2 separate regions of the Homo sapiens genome follow, and region 1 is linked to region 2. A link is a loop called in an ENCODE intact Hi-C map of the cell type or tissue named here. Cell type or tissue: A673. All regions are shown on one strand. Links, peaks and the distances in the headings refer to the core of each region. The heading gives the core; the rest is flanking DNA.

Evidence for each region. Hi-C counts contacts between places; a loop is a spot of excess contacts. Peaks named below come from ENCODE experiments on the same cell type or tissue, not always from the same donor. Only the 100,000 strongest peaks of a DNase experiment are listed, where the experiment ranks them.
Region 1: a loop joins it to region 2, with 9 times the contacts of the local background. A loop is called at or near these places in 3 of 110 quality-filtered maps.

Annotation. Positions count from the first base shown.
Region 1 is chr11:21,867,467-21,877,110 of GRCh38, reverse strand. All of the region lies in intron 2 of LOC102723370 (a long non-coding RNA gene), which reads right to left. Among named protein-coding and RNA genes, the nearest start is that of ANO5, 320 kb to the left of the region's middle. In A673, for the core only: a CTCF peak has its summit at 5,311 (motif pointing left); DNase peaks (open chromatin) are centred at 2,970, 4,210 and 5,310; H3K4me3 peaks cover 1,104 bases; H3K27ac peaks cover 2,742 bases.
Region 2 is chr11:22,125,801-22,135,444 of GRCh38, reverse strand. The region is part of intron 1 of LOC124902645 (a long non-coding RNA gene); the gene reads left to right. Among named protein-coding and RNA genes, the nearest start is that of ANO5, 62 kb to the left of the region's middle. In A673, for the core only: a CTCF peak has its summit at 4,554 (motif pointing right); a DNase peak (open chromatin) is centred at 4,594.

The DNA.
Region 1 (9,644 bases), core at 571-8,570, 260 kb after region 2:
CAAATCTAAAGATATAGACTTTCACTTTCAGAAGAATATAGCTATTGGTACTACAGGGAAAAGCTACATGGGGACCAGGCAAATAAAGAATTAATTTTAGAAATTGATAACCCTTCACATATTAAGAGGAAGAACAGCTTCTCTTCATACTGATGTTTTCTATTAAGTCATCTATTAAAAACCCTTGACTTTATTATGAGAGGATTTGTCACGGACAAGTGGCATTAATTAAAACTCTTCATATCATGCCTCAGGATTCTTTTGTCCATATCCATTAAAATCTTACTTTAAAATGATAGAAAATAATTTTAAAAGTATGGCCGGGCGCGGTGGCTCACGCCTGTAATCCCAGCACTTTGGGAGGCCGAGGCGGGTGGATCACGAGGTCAGGAGGTCGAGACCATCCCGGCTAAAACGGTGAAACCCCGTCTCTACTAAAAATACAAAAAATTAGCCGGGCGTAGTGGCGGGCGCCTGTAGTCCCAGCTACTTGGGAGGCTGAGGCAGGAGAATGGCGTGAACCCGGGAGGCGGAGCTTGCAGTGAGCCGAGATCCCGCCACTGCACTCCAGCCTGGGTGACAGAGCGAGACTCCGTCTCAAAAAAAAAAAAAACCAAGAAAATAATTTTAAAAGTAGCATCTAGGCTGGGCCCTGTGGCTCACGCCTGCAACCCCAGCATTTTAGGAGGCCGAGGCGGGTGGATCACAAGGTCATGAGTTCGAAACCAGCCTGGCCATCATGGTGAAATCCTGCCTCTACTAAAAATACAAAATCTGGTGGCAGATGCCTGTAATCCCAGCTACTTGGGAGGCTGAGGTGGGAGAATCATTTGAACCTAGGAGGTGGAGGCTGCAGTGAGCCAAGACCACGCCATTGCACTCCAGCCTGTGTGACAGGGCGAGACTCCATCTTAAAAAAAAAAAAAAAAAGAAAAGAAATAAAAAAGTTTCATGTAACATAACTGGAATACCACAGATACTGAGCTCCAAAACAGCGTAATCTGGGGCCCAACAGGGAGGGTCATTAAAGACGTTGATTTTTTCTATATTTTTAGTCACCATCTCTGAGAGGTTGCTTCTTCAACTTGTGTGGCAAGATGGCTACAGCTCTTATGGAATTACGTTCAGAGAGGTCAACGTCCATAGGAAGGGGTAGAGTGGTCTTTCTTCATCTTTCTTGGGAGTGGGGAGACTTTCATCAGACTAATCCCCACCCAAGTGACTTTCCTCCATGATCAGAATTGTGTCACATGAACATTTTTCTGGATAGGTGAATCATTGGCAAGGGTGAAATGGGTGCTGGGAACTAATCACAATGTCCATCACATGCTATATTTTAGAGTGTTTCTTTGAATCAGAGTAACACAGCTCTATACTCACTGCAAGATGAGCAGATTAAAGGAGAGGCTGGCCAAGTTGAAGGTAGTGCAGGTTTAATGTAGAGTATCGAAGCATATGGCCATTAAAAGTCGTGGTTAGACCCACAATGATGTTATGGTGTTTTCTAAAGGTGTGGAAGAAATTTGGAAGTCTAGCTCCTCATGGGCATGGGCTTCCTGAAGCATGCCCCTTTGTTAGCAGCAGCATATAAGGCCATTTTGATATTCTAGAGCACGAAAAACTAAAATCCTTTACTTTCCTTTGGGTGAAGAATCTACCTCTTTCAAACCACTGGATTTATAGGGGATGAGAAGCAGCGTTAAAAGTTTATTTTCTTTAATTCTTATCAGCTCTGTGTTTTTTGTATTAAGTCCCACTAATTTAGAGGAAATAAATGTCCTTAGTTCACCTGAGAATAAGAAAACAGGTCTCTAATCAGACCAATACAAACATAAGCTCCTTTTGATGCCAACAGGCAGAGCAGTTTAATAATTAGTCTCCCAACTCAACCCATTTCAAATACACAATGAAGCAAAAAAAGAACTGAAGCTGCTCAAATTCTCTACTGAAGCATGGATTGAATTGGGACTGGGAATGAAGGTGAGAAGGTTAGTGGGTGCAGATGTGCACAAAAATATAATCAGGGAAAATATTGCCTGAATTGGGGGAACTGACATTTCAGATAGCAAACTAACTTTCTGCTGAGTAACACTGGCCACATAAATAAAGAAACATTTTTATGAGCCATCTGGATGCCCACATCATGTTACCAAATCATGTCAAACTAATTCATCTTAGGACGTGTATATTTTAACTCTTTAAAAACTTATTTAGACTTAACCTGGAATTATGATTTTTAGTCTGAATTCAGCTGCAGGTTCTCAGAGTTTTACTACTTTGCGGTAAAGATTTCCTTTTTTCTCAGTTTAAGACTAGCAAGTGATAGGCAATATTATTTTAGTGCATTTTAATGGAGAATATCCAAAAAATTAGACCAGTTGTTTTAGAATGATAGAATGTGCTCACTGGTGTGAATACGATAGAAAGACATAAAACATCACCATGTGGAATATAATCATTATTGCTATTATTAATATTTGATTAATATTCAAGTCTGTCATCAGGACTGGGCAGCAACAAATTCTTCACTCTCATTGTTTTCCAGAATATTTCCTTATATTTCTTAAGTATTAAGATCTTTGTTTTTAACTTATAAAATATCTAGTACAGTGATATAAAGGGGGTAGAGTAGAACCCCACACTTGAATTATTCAGTTTGTCAAATAAAGTTTTACTTAACTTCAAGGTTATGAAGAAATAAGAGGCAAATAATATGAAGAAAACTGTAAACATGACACTGAGGAGACAATGCTTGTTTCCCTCTTTGTTTCTGGGATTCTAAGGATTTCCCTAAGGAAATCAAATTTTCCTTTTTACCATTAAGCCTCATTTCAGAACTTGGGGTTTTGGCGGAAGTGGTTGTATAATTGTATTATCTAAAAAATAATGGTGCTGACTATATAATCCCTTAAAAGAATTTCTTTTTTAAAGAGTTAATATGAGGAATTTTCCTTAGAGGTTAAAAGAACTGAGAACTACATAATGAATTGCAGAGAGGAGTGTGGTGGAGAATTATAGTGTGCCTTGCTTCCAGAGACTAAATCCCAGTGAAAACTTCTGAGGAGACATGGCAAATAGTAGAGGGAGGAAGAAGTCATAAACAGCTTGCTGGATGAGGTGAGTTTTCACTGCTACAACATAAGATTAATTTGTAGAAGACTAGCTTTTCCAAGTGGCTACTTAAATTTCTGCTTCGATGTGTAATTGTAATTCAAAACTGAACATGGCCAAAATTAAATTCTTGCCTTACTTTGCTTTCAGAATGACTTCTCTTCTAATCTGCATTTGAACAAATGAAACAGCATAGCATCAGCCCAAAACCCAGCAGTTGCTTTACTTTATCTATTTTTCTCATGGCTGACTTCCAATTCATGGAAACCTCTTGTGATCTCTATCTTTAAAATACGTTGTGAATTTGACCACTACTCACCCTTTCTACTTGTTAACACATTAATCTACCAACTTCCCTCATCCAGATTATTACAATTCCTGAATTAACTTCTCTATTTCTATTATTTCTTCCTAAAGTCAATTTTCCAAATAAAATTTAAGGTCATCTTTTAAAAATGTACATACAAACAGTTCACTCTCCTGATCAGAACCATAATATGGACTAATAAGAAGAAAAGTACTCTAAGTTCTGAGACAGTTGTATATCACCTACCTTCTTAACTCTATGAAAATCTGTCTCGTTATTCTCTCCCCTCATTCACTGTGGTTCAGCCCTCTTCAACATCAGCCTTCTTGCTATTCTTTAAATGTAGAAGCTTATTCTTAGCCTAGGTCTTTGCCATGTTTTACTTCCTCTATAAGGTTCTCCTCTTCCTTAGATTTATTCATGTCTCTATTTCCTCTTAATAAAAGCCTTTATGTTAAGGTGGTCAGTTAAAACAGCAATAATCAATAATGTGAAACTTATATTTCTGGTCAAGATAGATTATCAGGAACTAGATTTATCTCCAAACAAAAACAATTTATAAAGTACACAAAATGTATAAAAAATGGCTTTCAAATTATTGGACATTAAGCAACAAAGGACAGTAGTTTATAAGATATGGAAAAAATGAGAGAAACTTTATAATTTCCATCGCTTAATGGCTCTGATGCATATAATTTGCATTAAAGGGTGGAGAACTTAGGCAAGTTCATTATACTCAGTGAGGCAAGAAGATGGAGCCAGCATTCTGTGGAAGCAAGGGTGGTGAGAGTTAACAGGATAAAGTGCCAGAGAGAAGAAAACTACACAGGCATAATGCCAGAGATCCCTACAGGGTCCTCTTCAAGTATTTAGTTAAGTACCAATCAGCACGTAAAACTACCCAAGGTCAGAGAAAGAACCCTCTGAAAAATTAGAAAGAACGACCAGCTCTTAACAAAATGCAGGAATAGAACCTGTTTTCAACAATCAGAGTAGAGGCCTCATAATTCACAAGAAATCAGTTAGACTACTAAAAATATCTTGCCTTAGTAGTAGAAAAATTTAAACCTTGAATAAAAGCTACTCTCCCCCTCCACACAAATCTTAAAAGCAAAACCCAGAAATGTGTTAAATAATATTTTCTGGAATACAAAAAATATTCAGCATTCCAAACAGGCAAAACTCACAAGGACTTGCCTCCAATAAAAAATTACCAGAAATGGCCTGTAATCCCAGCACTTTGGGAGGCAGAGGCGGACAGATCAAGAGGTCAGGAGATCGAGACCATCCTGGCTAACACGGTGAAACCCCGTCTCTACTAAAAATACAAAAAAAGAAAAAAGAAATTAGCTGGGCATGGTGGTGGGTGCCTGTAGTCCCAGTTACTTGGGAGGCTGAGGCAGGAGAACGGCGTGAACCTGGGAGGCGGAGCTTGCAGTGAGCCGAGATCGCACCACTGCACTCTAGCCTGGACGACAGTGACAGACTACGTCAAAAAAAAAAAAAAAAAAAAAAAAAAAAATACTAGAAGTGCAAAAAAGCAGTAAATTATGGCTCACAATAAGAAGAAATGTCAGTGGAAAGGTAACCAAAAATGACACAGATTATAGAATTAGTAGACAATGAAATTAAAACAGTTAAACAACTGTATCCCACATGTTCTTAAGCTAGAGAAAAGACTGAACATGATATAAGTAGAGACACAGAAAATAGGCTGGGCACGGTGGCTCATGCCTGTAATCCCAGCACTTTGGGAGGCCGAGGCAGGTGGATCATTTGAGGTCAGGCGTTTGAGACCAGCCTGACCAATATGATGAAACCCCATCTCTACTAAAAAATACAAAAATTAGCCAGACGTGGTGGTGTGTGCCTGTAGCCCCATCTACTGGGAAGGCTAAGACAGGAGAATCGCTTGAACCCAGGAGGCAGAGCTTGCAGTGAGCCGAGATAGTGCCACTGCACTCCAGCCTGGGCAACAGAGCGAGACTAGGTCTCAAAAAATAAAAAACAAAAGAGACATAGAAAATACATTGAAGAAACAAATCAAACTTCCAGGAATAGAAATTACAATGTTGGAGATACAATATACTAGATGGAATTAATGGCAGATTAGACATTGCAGAAAAAATATAACCTTTGAATATGAAGGCTTAACAATGGAAACTTTCCAAAATAAAACACACAGAGAAACAAGAATAAGGAAAAATAACCAGGGAAACAATAAGCAGTTGGACAACTTAAAGCAGTCTAACATGCTTTTAGTTGGAATTCTTGAAAGAGAAGAGATGGGAAAACAAACATAAAATTGTATGTGTGTTTGTATGTATGTGTATGTGTGTGTGTGTGACACAGTGGCAGAAAATTTTGCAAATTTGATGAAAGTTATAAAGTTATAGATCCAAGAAGCTCAATGAACCCTAAGCATAAGAAAAATGAAGATAACTATAGCAAGGAACATCATAATTATATCATATTTTTTAAAAATAATGATATAATTTTTAGGTAATCAAAGGAAAAAATAAACAGTTTGTATAAAGAAAAACAGAAAGATGGCAAATTTTTCATTGAAAACATTGCAAGTAAGGAGACAGTTAATCAATTTAAGTCAAAAATGAGGGAAAGAAGTCTTCTGTCAATAGCTCTATTTAACATACACTGAAGGTTCTATTTGGCACATTCAGTTAAGAAAAAGCAGTAACACATATCCAGGTAAGACAAGAAGTAAAACTGTCTTTATTTGCAGATAACATGACCGTCCATAGAAAAAAATGTGATTTAATCTACAAAAAGGCTACTAGAACAAATCAGTGAGTTTGACAATGTTGTAAGACGTAAGATTATTATGTAAAAAAATTTCTACTTCTATAAACTAGTAAAGAACAATTGAAAATTGTAATTATAAACTGTTATTTACAATAGCACCACAAATAAGAAATACTTAGGATAAATCTAGCAAAAGATGTGGTTGACCTATAAGCAGAAAACCATAAAAATTTGCTGAGAGAAATTATATTACTTAAATAAAAGGATAATACATATTGTTCATGGATAGCAAGACTTGATACTCTTGCAATGCTAATTTTCTCCTAATTGAACTACAAAGCCAATGTAATCCCAATCAAAATCAGAGTGGATTCTTTTGTAGAAACTGACAAGCTAATTCTATAATTCATATAGAAATGCAAAGAATATAGACTAGATTGCACAACTTTTAAAAAGAACAAAATTAAATAACTTATACTACAAGACTTTAAAACTTACCATAAAATTAATGTAATCAAGGTAATATATTAACATTAAGATACTTTGATTAAGGGAAGAGAATGGAGTTGAGAAACAGATTTATACATATATGATTAATTGGGTTTTGATAAGGTTACAGAGATAATTCTGTCAAAAAAAGTAATGTTTTCAACAAATGGTAATGAAAAATGTGGATACCCATATGCATAATTCTATGCTTCATATCATATACACAAATATATGTTATAAACCTAAATGTATAACCTAAAACTAATACTTCTAGAAGAAAACATACGAGAAAAATATTTGCAGTATTTAGGCAAAATTTTCTTAGATATGACCCCAAAAACATGATATATAAAAGGATAAATTGATAAATTGGACTTCAAATAATTAATAACTGCTCTTCAATAAGCATGTTTAAGAAAATGAAAAAGCAAGCCACATATCAGAATAAAATATTTGTAACTATATATCTGATAAAAGACTTGAATCCAGAACTTACAAAAGTTTTCCAAACTCAAGAATACAAAAATCCATTTAAAAATGGACAAAAGGTGTCAATGGACATTTCACCAAAAAAGATGTATGGATTAAATATTAAAAGATACTAATCTTCATTAATCATTAGGGAAATACAAGTTTAAACTACAATGAGATACTACTCTACATTTGATAGAATGGGTAAAATTAAAAACCAGCCACACCAGGCAGACGTTAGTATGTAGAGCAAGCAGGGTTATGTCAAGGTGACCTATTATAACTTTGATTTCATGTTCTAATATTTCCTTACTAGAACATGGAAATACAAGATTTTTGTGATTAGATCCAGTATTCTATAGCTTTGTTAACTTTTCTTAATTTCTCACTTATTTTTGTTGCTATTGTGGATTCCATAAGGTTATCTACATCTGCCTGCTGTTTTGGAAAGTATTTTTAGGCTTTATCTAGGTTTATTTGTAGAGTGATTTGTGTCATTAATGATATCTGTCAGTGACACATAAGGAAGCCGTGGGAGCAAACATATAGCTCTTTTTATTCCTAATTTATGCTAATTCCCACTTCATATAAATAAGAAAATTAAGTCTCAGAGAGGTGAAGTTATACACCTAAGTATGGTAGAAGTAAGCCAACTTGTGTACATTCTTTCTTAAGTACAGTTTTTACTATGCGTCCCACTAACTTCTCCTCAAAGTCTTCCTGAAATCTCATTTTTCTTCAGAAATAATTCAAGCCTAGTCTTCCCAGATAGAATTGTTTTATCCTTTCCTTGTGGATACACTGTCCTTAGATCATATCTGTATCATGACCTATATCTTAATATTTATTTCATTTACTACAAGGCAATCCTCTTAGGTGGGAAGTGTGCATACACACTACATTATCTTTAACTCTTAAAAAAAGTGTTATTCCTTATAAAGATATCTATGTGGTTTAAAAAATAAGCAAACCACAACAATAACAAAATCCTAGAGATTAAAGGGCATTGATCACACACTACCTTATAAGGTATCCATTGTAAAGAACAATTTCCCTTCCTTTGCACTAATTAAATTGCTTTAATATAATAGAAGCTCACTGAATTCAAACATATTTTTAAATCTTTGGAATATAAATTCCTTATAAACCAAAAAATTGAACTTCTAATGTTAGAAAACCCACACTGAAGCAGGCTAGTGAAAGGCATATTTTTAGCAGGTGGCTTCCCAATGATACTAAAAATGAGGTTTTGCAGGCAGCCATCTGTTTCTCCTCCTCACCAGTCTTCCTGCTTTGTATCCTCATTGCAAATATGTACTACTATGGGGCTAGACTTCTCATGATTTAATGGATACTACTTACTCCTACTACTACTAATAATAAATTAACAATAATAATAAAGTACTTATTTAAAGTTTAAGTAAGGGAATCATACATACTATACATGGCTAGTAAAACGGCTTATGTCATTGGCCTATGTGGTCAGTCTATTGATTTGCATTAGAGAATTTTTTAATATAACTGAAATATATAAATTAGGAACCTTTAAAATGCAAGGAAGTACACAAAAGAGACCCTCGTTTATGGGGTGAATTAAAAAAAATTCAAAACTAACTAAAGGCCACATTTTGTTCTACAAGATTACATATGCATGAGGAAATAGAATATACATTCAAACAAATAAAGAAAGTGTACACTCAGGGTATTGTGAATACCAGCAAGTGGCGAACTAGTCTTTGCTGCAGAATATCTGTGCATTTATTTTTACCAAAGCCAGGAGCTGACTTTTGTCATTGCCCATACCACATCTTAAGGAAAAAAAAAATCTAGTTGAAGAGTTCCAGTAAAAAGAGTTATAAAGTGTATCACTTTATCGAGGTTAGTCACCTTCTTCTCTCTCCTAAACTCTACTTGTGCTGCTCTTGCACATAAAACAAATGAAAATCAATTTCTCCACAGCTTAGTTTGATAGAAGGAAGAAGAGCTTTGTTTATAATAAATCTGGGGTCAATTCTTGGGGCTCAGTGTCTTAATATCCTTATTTGCAAAACTGGGATGATAGTATCTGTTTTGCATGCATTATGAAACTTATAAACAATACAGAACAAAATCCTTAAAATTAATAAACAAGAGCCAGGCTTGGTGGCTCACGCCTGTAATTCCAGCACTTTGGGAGGCTGAGGCAGGTGGATCATGAGGTCAGGAGATTGAGATCATCCTGGCCAACATGGTGAAACCCCATCTCTACTAAAAATACAAAAATTAGCTGGGTGTGGTGGCGTGTGCCTGTAGTCCCAGCTACTCAGGAGGCTGAGGCAGGAGAACTGCTTGAATCCAGGAGGCAGAGGTTGCAGTGAGCCGAGATCACACCATTGTACTCCTGCCTGGGCGACAGAGCAAGACTCCATCTCAAAAAAAAAAAAAAAAAGAAAAAAAAGAAAAAAATTAGTAAACAAAACAATAGCAGTATTTGTTTTTTGTTCATATGAGAGCTAATGGAAGG
Region 2 (9,644 bases), core at 955-8,954:
GGCTCTGTGCACCCACCCAAATTTCATCTCAAATTTTAATCCTTATGTGTTGAGGGAGGAATCTATGGGAGGTGATTTGATCATGGGGGAGTTTTCCTCCATGCTGTTCTTGTGATAGTGAGTGAGTTCTCACAAAATCTAATCACTTAAAAGTGTGGTACTTCCCCTTATCTTTTTCTCTTCTTCCAAAGATGTACCTTTCTTCCCTATCATCTTCTGCCATGATTGTAAGTTTTCTGAGGCCTGCCCAGCCATGTGGAATTGTTAGTCAATTAAACCTCTTTTCTTCATAAATGACCTAGTCTCATGTAGTTCTCTGTAGCAGAGTGAAAATGGACTAATACACTATAGATAAAGAACTGTCAGTTTATCTTTTCAAGAAAAACTTTTATTAATCTTTTCTATTGTTTTTCTAGTCTCTGTTTCATTAATTTCTGCTTTAATCCTATTATTTTATTCCTTCTGCTAACTTTGAGCTATGTTCTTTTTTTTCCCCTAGTTTCTGGAGGTATAAAGGTAAATTTATTATTTAATATCTTTCTGCTCTTTTTGCCCCCTAATTTCCAAAACTTGTTAGTTTCTGATTTTTAATGTAGGAGTTAATCACTATAAATGTACCTCTTAAAAGTGCTTCACTGCATTCCATAACTTTTAGCATGTTCTATTTTCATCTTCTTAAGAAATTTTTTGATTTTTAAATTTCTTTATTGTTTCATTTGTTGTTCAGGAATGTATTGTTTAATATGCACGTATTTGTGAATTTTCTGATCTTCCTTCTGGTTTTGGTTTCTAGTTTCAAACCATTGTGGTAAGAAAAAGATACTTGATATAATTTCAATGTTCTTAAATTTGTTAAGATTTGTTTTGTGACCTAACATGTGGTCTATTCTGGACAATTCCCCTTGTATGTTTGTGAAGAATGTCCAGTATTCATCTTCTTTGGGATGAAATGTTCTGTATATGTCTATTAGGACAATTTGATCTCTGGTGTTGTTCTAGTCTACTGTTTCCTTACCAGTTTTCTGTCTGTATGTTCTGTCCACTGTTGAAGATGGGATATTGAAGTCTCTTAGTATTATTGTATTGCTATCTATCTTATTTCATCTCTATAAATATTTGATTTATACATGTAGGTGCTCTAATGTTGGGGGTATATATATTTATATTTTTATATCTTACTGATAAATTGATAATTTTATCATTATTTAATGTTTTGGACTTAACATCTACTTTGTTTCTGTATTTTTCAGATTTCAATTCATTTATTTATTTTTTATTTTTTCCAACTTTTATTTTAGGTTCAGATTTCAGGTACATGTACAGATTTGTTACATGGGTAAATTGTGTGTCACAAGGGTTTGGTGTACAGATTATTTTGTCACCCAGGCAATGAGTACAGTACTCAGTAGATATTTTTCCAACACTCACCCTCCTCCTACCCTCTAACCACAAGAAAGAGGTCTGGTGTCTATTGTTCCCTTATTTTTGTCTACATGTACTCAGTGTTTAGCTCCCACTTATAAGTGAGAACATGTGATATTTGGTTTTCTGTTCCTGTTTTAATTCCCTTAGTATAATGGCCTCTGACTTCATCCATGTTGCTGCAAAAGACATGATTTAATTCATTTTCATGGCTGCATAGTATTCCATTGTGTCTATGTACCACATTTTCTTTTTCCAGTCCATCACTGATGGGCATCTAGGTTAATCCCATGTCTGTGCTATTGTGAATAGTGCTGCAGTAAACATATGTGTTCATGGGTCTTTATGGTAGAATGATTTATATTCCTCTGGGTATATACTCAGTAATGAGATTGCTGGGTCAAATAGTAATTCTGTTTTAAGTTTTTTTTTTTTTTTTGAGAAACCTCTAAACTGCTTTCCACAGTGTCTGAACTAATTTACATTCCCACCAAAGTGTATAAGCATTCCCTTTCCTCTGCACCCTTGCCAGCATCTGTTATTTTTTGAGTTTTTAATCATAGCCATTCTGACTGGTGTGAGATGGTATCTCATTGCGGTTTTGATTTGCATTTCTCTAATGATTAGTGCTTTTGAGCCTTTTTTGTATGCTTGTTGGTGGTGTGTACCTCTTCTTTTAGAGAAGTGCCTGTTCATGTCATTTACCAATTTTTTAGTGGGGTTGTTTGTTTTCTTCTTGTTTGTTTCTTATAGACTATGAATATTTGACCTTTGTTGGATTCATAATTTACAAATATTTTATCCCTATTACAAATACTTTGCCTATTTATTCTGTTGATAGTTTCTTTTGCTGTGCAGAAACTCATTAGTTTAATTAAGTCCCATTTGTCAATTTTTGTCCTTGTTGCAATTGCTTTTGGGGTTTTCATCATGAAAATGTTGCCAGGGTTGATATTCATAATATTTCCTAGGTTTTCTTCTAGGGTTTTTATCCATCGTGAGTTAATTTTTGTATATAGTGACAGGTAGGAGTTCAGTTTTAGCCTTCTGCATATGGTTAGTCAGTTATAACAACATTTATTGAATAAGGTGCCCTGTCCCCCATTGCTTGTTATTGTTGGCTTTGTCAAAGGTCAGTTGGTTGTATGTGTGCAGCTTAATTTCTGGATTCTCTAGTCTATTCCACTGGTCAATGTGTCTGGTTTTGTTCCAGTACCATGCTGTTTTGGTTACTGTATCCTTGTACTATAGTTTGAAGTTGAGCAGTGTGATATCTCCAGCTTTGTTCTTTTTACTTAGGATTGCTTTGGCCTATCACTCTCTCTTTTTGGGTTCATGTGAATTTTACAATAGTTTTTTCTAACTCTGAAAAATATCATTGGTAGTTTTATAGGAATATCATTGAATTTGTAAATTGCTTTGCGTAATATGACCATTTTAACAATGTTGATTCTTCCTATCCATGAATATAGAATGTTTTTCCATTTCTTTGTGTCATCTCTGATTTATTTAAGAGGTGTTTTATAATTCGCATGGTAGAGATCTTTCACGTCCTTGGTTAGCTGTATTTCTAGGTATTTTATTCTTTTTGCAGCTATTACAAATGAGACTGTGTTCTTCACTTGTCTCTCAGCCTGGATGTTATTGAGGTGTAGAAATGCTAACAATTTTTGTTCATTGATTTTGTATCCTGAAACTTTGCTGGAATTGTTTATCAGATCTTCTTTCTTTCTTTCTTCTGCATTGAACAGAGACTTTACTTTTAGCCTATGGGTATCATTGCATGTGAGATGGGTCTTTAAAAGGCAGCATACAGTTGGGTCTTGCTTCTTTATGCAACTTAACCCCTTTGTGCCTTTTAAATGGGGCATTTAGCCCATTTATGTTAAAGGTTAACACTGAAATATGTGGATTTGTTTCGGTCATTGTTTTGTTAGCTGGTTGTAATGTAGACTTGATTGTGTAGTTGCTTTATATTGTCAATAGTCTATGTACTTAAGGGTGTTTTTGTGGTTTATGGTAAGTCTTTCATTTCCATGTTTAGCGCTCCTTTAAGGATCTCTTCTAAGGCAGTTCTGGTAGGAACAAATTCCCCTAGCATTTGCTTGTCTGAAAGGAATCATACTTTCTTCACTTATGAAGCTTAGTTTGGCTGGATAAAAAATTGTTGGTTGGAGTTTCTTTTCCTTAAGGATCTTCTGGCTTGTAGAGTTTCTGCTGAAAGGTCTACTGTTAGCCTGTTGGGGTTCCTTTTTAGGTGTTCTGCCCCTTCTCTGTAGCTGTCTTTAATGTTTTTTCTTCTGCATTGACCTGGGAGAATCTTCTGACTATGCGTCTTTGGGATGGTTATCTTGTATAGTATCTCACACAGATTATCTGGATTTCTTGAATTTGAATGTTGACCTTTCTAGTGATGTTGGGGAGATTTTCATGGACAACATCCTCAAATGATTTCCAATTTTCTTGCTTTCTCTTTCTCTTTCAAAGATGCCAAAGCATCATAGGTTAGTCTCTTTACATAATTCCATAATTCTTGGCAGTTTTGTTCATTTTTTAATTTTATTTTTCTGATTAAGTTGAAGAACCAGTCTTTGAGCTCTAAGATTCCTTCCTCAGCTTGGTCTATTCTGATGTTAATATTTTTGATTGCATTATGAAATTCTAGTAGTGTGTTTTTAAGCTGTATCAGATTAGTTTGTTTCTTTATTAAAATGGCTATTTCATCTTTCATCCTTTGAATCATTTTACTAGATTCTTAGATTTCTTGGATAAGTTTTAACTTTCTCCTGGATCTCAATGATCTTCATTGCCATCAAGATTCTTAATTGTACGTCTGTCATTTCAGCCATTTCATTCTGGTTAAGAACCATTGCTGGAGAGGTAGTGCAGTTGTGTGGAGGCAAGAAGACTCTCTGGATATTAGAATTGCCAGAGTTTTTGCACTGGCTCTTTCCCATCTGTGTGGGCTAATGGTCTTGTAACTGTGGAAAAATTTGAGTACAGTCCCTTGGTTTCATTTCTGCCTGTTTTCAGAGGACTTTTGCAGGGTCTTTATTTATGGCTGAATTCTTGCCCTTGGTTTCACATGGAAGTGTATTAAGAAAATTATTTTTGGTGTTGTAGTTTGAGCTATGATCCAGTAGATGGCACTTAAGCATAATGGCTGGTAGATAGGGTATTATTTTGCGTGGCTCCTCTGTATCTCCTCATTTTTGCAGCCATACCCTTCTCAGTGCTCTGAAACTGTGGACTCCTCTTTCACTCAGGTGCTGGCCACAGATGTCAGCTTGGTACTCCCAGGCTATGCACCGCAGCCTTAGGGTAAGCTCATGCTTTTTGTTTCCTCTTCAGCTTGGGTGCAGCAGAGGCAAGGACCTTGGCATTGACAATGGCAGAGGGCCTGTCACTTGTCTCTGGGAGTTTCACCCCACAGAAACACAGATCCTCTACCAATTAGAATGATAAGCTGGTGATGGGGTAACTGTGATGTAGGCCCAAACTGGAGGTCTTACCTCGTGAATAGCTTGGGGTCAGGGACTCATAGGGAAGAGAGACTGGGCTTCTCTTCACACAGTGGCTGTAGAATTCTGGAGGTGCAAGCAAAGTGATCAGGGTCTTTGCTCTGTAGCACAAGACCAACAAAGACAGGTACCACCACAACAGCAATGACAGAAACCCTGTCAGTTGTTTCTAGGAATTCCTCTCCAGAGAAACACAGAGCCACCACTGACTGAGGTGATCAGAGAGTGGTAGGGCGGCTGCACTGGGAGCCCAGTTTGGGAGGCCCTGCCCAGTGAGGATCCAGAGGGTCAGGGACCTCCATGAAAAACATCTGTCTGCTTTTCCACATGGCAGCTGCAGTATACTGAAGGCCTTTGACAGTTCTTGAGCTCTCAGATCTCCATCATGAGGGCAATAGGATAGGGGCTGTGGCAGTGGCAAACACTGCAAACTTGTTGGTTACCTCTGGGAGCTCTATCAGAGAAATGCAGAGCTGGGACTGGTCTAAATGCTCAGACAAGGGTGGTGATATGTTATGGCTCTGTGTACCCACCCAAACTCATCTTGAATTGTACTCCCATAATTCTCACATGTTGTGGGACTGACCCAGTGGGAGATGACTGAATCATGGGGGCAGCTCTTTCCTGTGCTGTTCTCGTGATAATGAATAATTCTAATGAGATCTGATGGTTTTAAAAATGGATGTTTCCCAGCACAAACTCTCTCTTTTTTTGCCTGCTGCCATCCATGTAGGACGTGACTTGCTCCTCCTTGCCTTCCACCATGATTGTGAGGCCTCACCAGCCATGTGGAACTGTAAGTCCATTAAACCTCTTTGTCTTCCCAGTCTCAGGTATGTCTTTATCAGCAGCATGAAAATAGACTAACACAGTAAATTGGTACCAGTAGAGTGGGGTGCTGCTGAAAAAATACCTGAAAATGTGGAAGTGACTTTGGAACTGTGTAACAGGCAGAGGTTGGAACAGTGTGGAGGGCTCAGAAGAAGACAGGAGAATGTGGGAAAGTTTGGAACTCCCTAGGGACTTGTTTAATGACTTTGTCCAAAATGCTGATAATGATATAGACAACGAATTCAGGCTGAGGTGGTCTCAGATGGAGATGAGGAACTTGTTGAGAACTGGAGCAAAGGTGACTCTTGTTATATTTTAGCAAAGGGACTGGCTGCATTTTGCCCCTGCCCTAAAGATTTGTGGAGCTTTGAACTTGAGGTATATGATTTAGGGTATCTGGCAGAAGAAATTTCTAAGCAGCAAAGTATTCAAGAGGTAACTTGGGTGCTGTTAAAAGCATTCAGTTTTAAAAAGGAAACAGCATAAAAGTTTGGAAAATTTTCAGCCTGACTATGTGATGGAAAAGAAAATCCCATTTTCTGTGGAGAAATTCCAGTCACTGCAGAAATTTGCATAAGTAACGAGATGTTATTCCCCATGACAATGGTGAAAAAGTCTCCAGGGCATATCAGAGATCTTCATGACAGCCCCTCCCATCACAGGCCCGGAGGACTAGGAGGAAAAGATGGTTTCCTGGGCCAGACCCCGGGCTCCCTGCTCTGTGAAGCCTAGGGACTTGGTGCCCTGCATTTCAGTTCCTCCAACCATGGCTAAAAGGGGCCAAGGTACAGCTCAGGCTGTTGCTTCAGAGGGTGGAAGCCTCAAACCTTGGCAGCTTCCACATGGTGTTGAGCTTGTGGGTACACAGAAGTCAAGAATTGTGGTTTGGGAACCTCTGCCTAGATTTCAGAGGATGTATGGAAACACTTGGATGCCCAGGCAGATGTTTGTTGCAGGGGTGGGCCCTCATGGAGAACCTTTGCTGGGCAGTGTGGAAGGGAAATGTGGGGTCAAAGTCTCCACACAGAATCTCTATGGGGCACCACCTAGTGGAGCTGTGAGAAGAGGGCAACCATCCTCCAGACCCCAGAATGGTAGATCCACTGTGCACCTGGAAAAGCTGCAGACACTCAATGCCAGCCCATGCAGGGGGAAAGTAGCCAGGAGGGGGACTATACTCTGCAGAGCTACAGGGACGGAGGTGCCCAAGACCATGAAAACCCATCTCTTGCATCAGCATGACCCTGATGTGAGATGTAGAGTCAAAGGAGATCATTTTGGAACTTCAAGATTTGACTACCCTGCTGGATTTCAGATTGCACGATGCCTGTAGCCCCTTTGCTTTGCTCAATTTCTCCCATTTGGAACAGCTGTATTTACCCAATGCCTATACCCCCATTGTATCTAGAAAGTAACTAACTTGTTTTTGATTGCACAGGCTCATAGGTAGAAGGGACTTGCCTTGTCTTGGATGAGACTTTGGACTGTGGACTTTGGAGTTAATGCTGAACTGAGTTAACACTTTGGGAGACTGTTGGGAAGATATTATTGGTATTGAAATGTGAGGACATGAGATTTTGGAGGGGCCAGGGTTTTGGGGAACCTGCCCTGAAAATCACGTAGGTTCTTTTCTATTTTCCTAAGTGTTGGCTGGCTTGAGAAATAAAGGGACAGAGTACAAAAGAGAGAAATTTTAAAGCTGGGTGTCCAGGGGAGACATCACACATTGGTAGGATCCATGATGCCCCACAAGCCACAAAAACCAGCAAGTTTTTATTAGGGATTTTCAAAAGGGGAGGGAGTGTGCAAATAGGTGTGGGTGACAGGCATCAAGTACTTAACAGGGTAATAGAATATCACAAGGCAAGTGGAGGCAGGATGAGATCACAGGACCACAAGACTGAGGCGAAATTAAAATTGCTAATGAAGTTTCGGGCACCATTGTCATTGATAACATCTTATCAGGAGACAGGGTTTTGAGATCAACCGGTCTGACCAAAATTTATTAGGCGGGAATTTCTTCTTCCTAATAAGCCTGGGAGCGCTATGGGAGACTGGAATTTATTTCATCTCTGCAGACTTGACCATAAGAGACAGGTACGCCCCGGGGGTCCAGTTCAGAGACCTACCCCCAGGTGCGCATTCTCTTTCTCAGGGATATTCCATGCTGAGAAAAAGAATTCAGCGATATTTCTCCCATTTGCTTTTGAAAGAAGAGAAATATGGCTCTGTTCTGCCTGGCTCACCAGCGGTCAGAGTTTAAGTTTATCTCTCTTATTTCCTAAACATTGCTGTTATCTTGTTCTTTTTTCAAGGTGCCCAGATTTCATATTGTTTAAACACACATGCTCTACAATTTGTGCAGTTAATGCAATTATCACATGGTCCTGAGGCGACATACATCCTCCTTGGCTGACAGGATTAAGAGATTAAAGCAAAGACAGGCATAGGAAATCACAAGGGTATTGATTGGGGAAGTGATAAGTGTCCATGAAATCTTTACAATTTATGTTTAGGGACTGCAGTAAAGACGGGCATAAGAAATTATAAAAGTATTAATTTGGGGAACTAATAAATGTCCACAAAATCTTCACAATCCACGTTCTTCTGTCATGGCTTCAGCCAGTCCCTCCGTTTGGGGTCCCTGATTTCCCACAACACCAGGGGTGGAATGATATGGTTTGGCACTGTGTCCCCACCCAAATATCATCTTAAATTGTACTCCTTTAATTTCCATGTGTTGTGGGAAGGACATGGTGGGAGATAATGGAATCATGGGGGTGGGTCTTTTCTCTGCTGTTCTTGTGATAGCGGATAAATCTCATGAGATCTGATGGTTTTATAAGGGGGAGTTTCCCTGAACAAATTCTCTCTCTTTTTGCTTGCTGCCATCCATGTAAGACATAACTTGTTCCTCCTTGCCTTCCTCCATGATTGTGAGGACTCCCCAGCCATATGGAACTGTAAGTCCATTAAACCTCTTTCTTTTGTAAATTGTCCAATCTCAGGTATGTCTTTATCAGCAGTGTGAAAATAGACTAATACAGGTGGAGTGGCTGCATCGGGGTCCCAGGCCAATGGGCTTTGCCTGTTGATGTGCAGCAGAGGTGAAGTCTATAGTCCATCTACTCAGCACCAAGGATGCAGCTCCTATCCTGAGAGCGCATGAGATAGGCTGGCCTCCCTTGTTGTTTGGAGCTATGGAAGCTGGCTTCAGGGTACTTAGGGATCTAAGACCATTGGGGCTCCATGTAGGCTTCAGTGGCAGATCTACCCAGCTTTCACAAAACTCTCCATGTTAGTCTGGAGGCTCTAAAGAGGAGGTCAAGGGGATCTTCTGTGCTAAGGATTTCAAAGACTCATGGCAGAAGTATGGGTCCTGAGATGCTCTTGCTCACTTACTCTATCCTCTTGGTGGGGAGCCACTCTTGGTGCCATGCCAATCCTGGGTGTGTGCTTTTCCTGCCTTACTTCTCTCTGAGCTCCATGGGTCACTATTGCTTATTTGATAAATCCCAACATTACCTCCTGGATAATCCATTTGAAGAGCTAGTGTTTACTTCTCATTCTATCTCCTCTCCATGAGAGTGGCACACAATAGCTGCTTCTAGTCAGCCACCTTGCACCTCCTCTGTGTTTGTTTAAGTAAAGCCACCCCAGCAATCTTTTGTTTACCATTTGCATGAAATACCTTTTATTCTATCCCTTCACTTTTAGTCTGTGTGTCCTTAAATCTCAAGTGAGTCTCTGGAAAACAGCATATAGTTGGGTCTTTTTTTAAAAAAAAAATCTATTCAGTCACTCTATGTCTTTGGATTAAGAATTTTAAACCATTTATGTTTAAAACAATTTTTGCTAGCAAAGGACTTA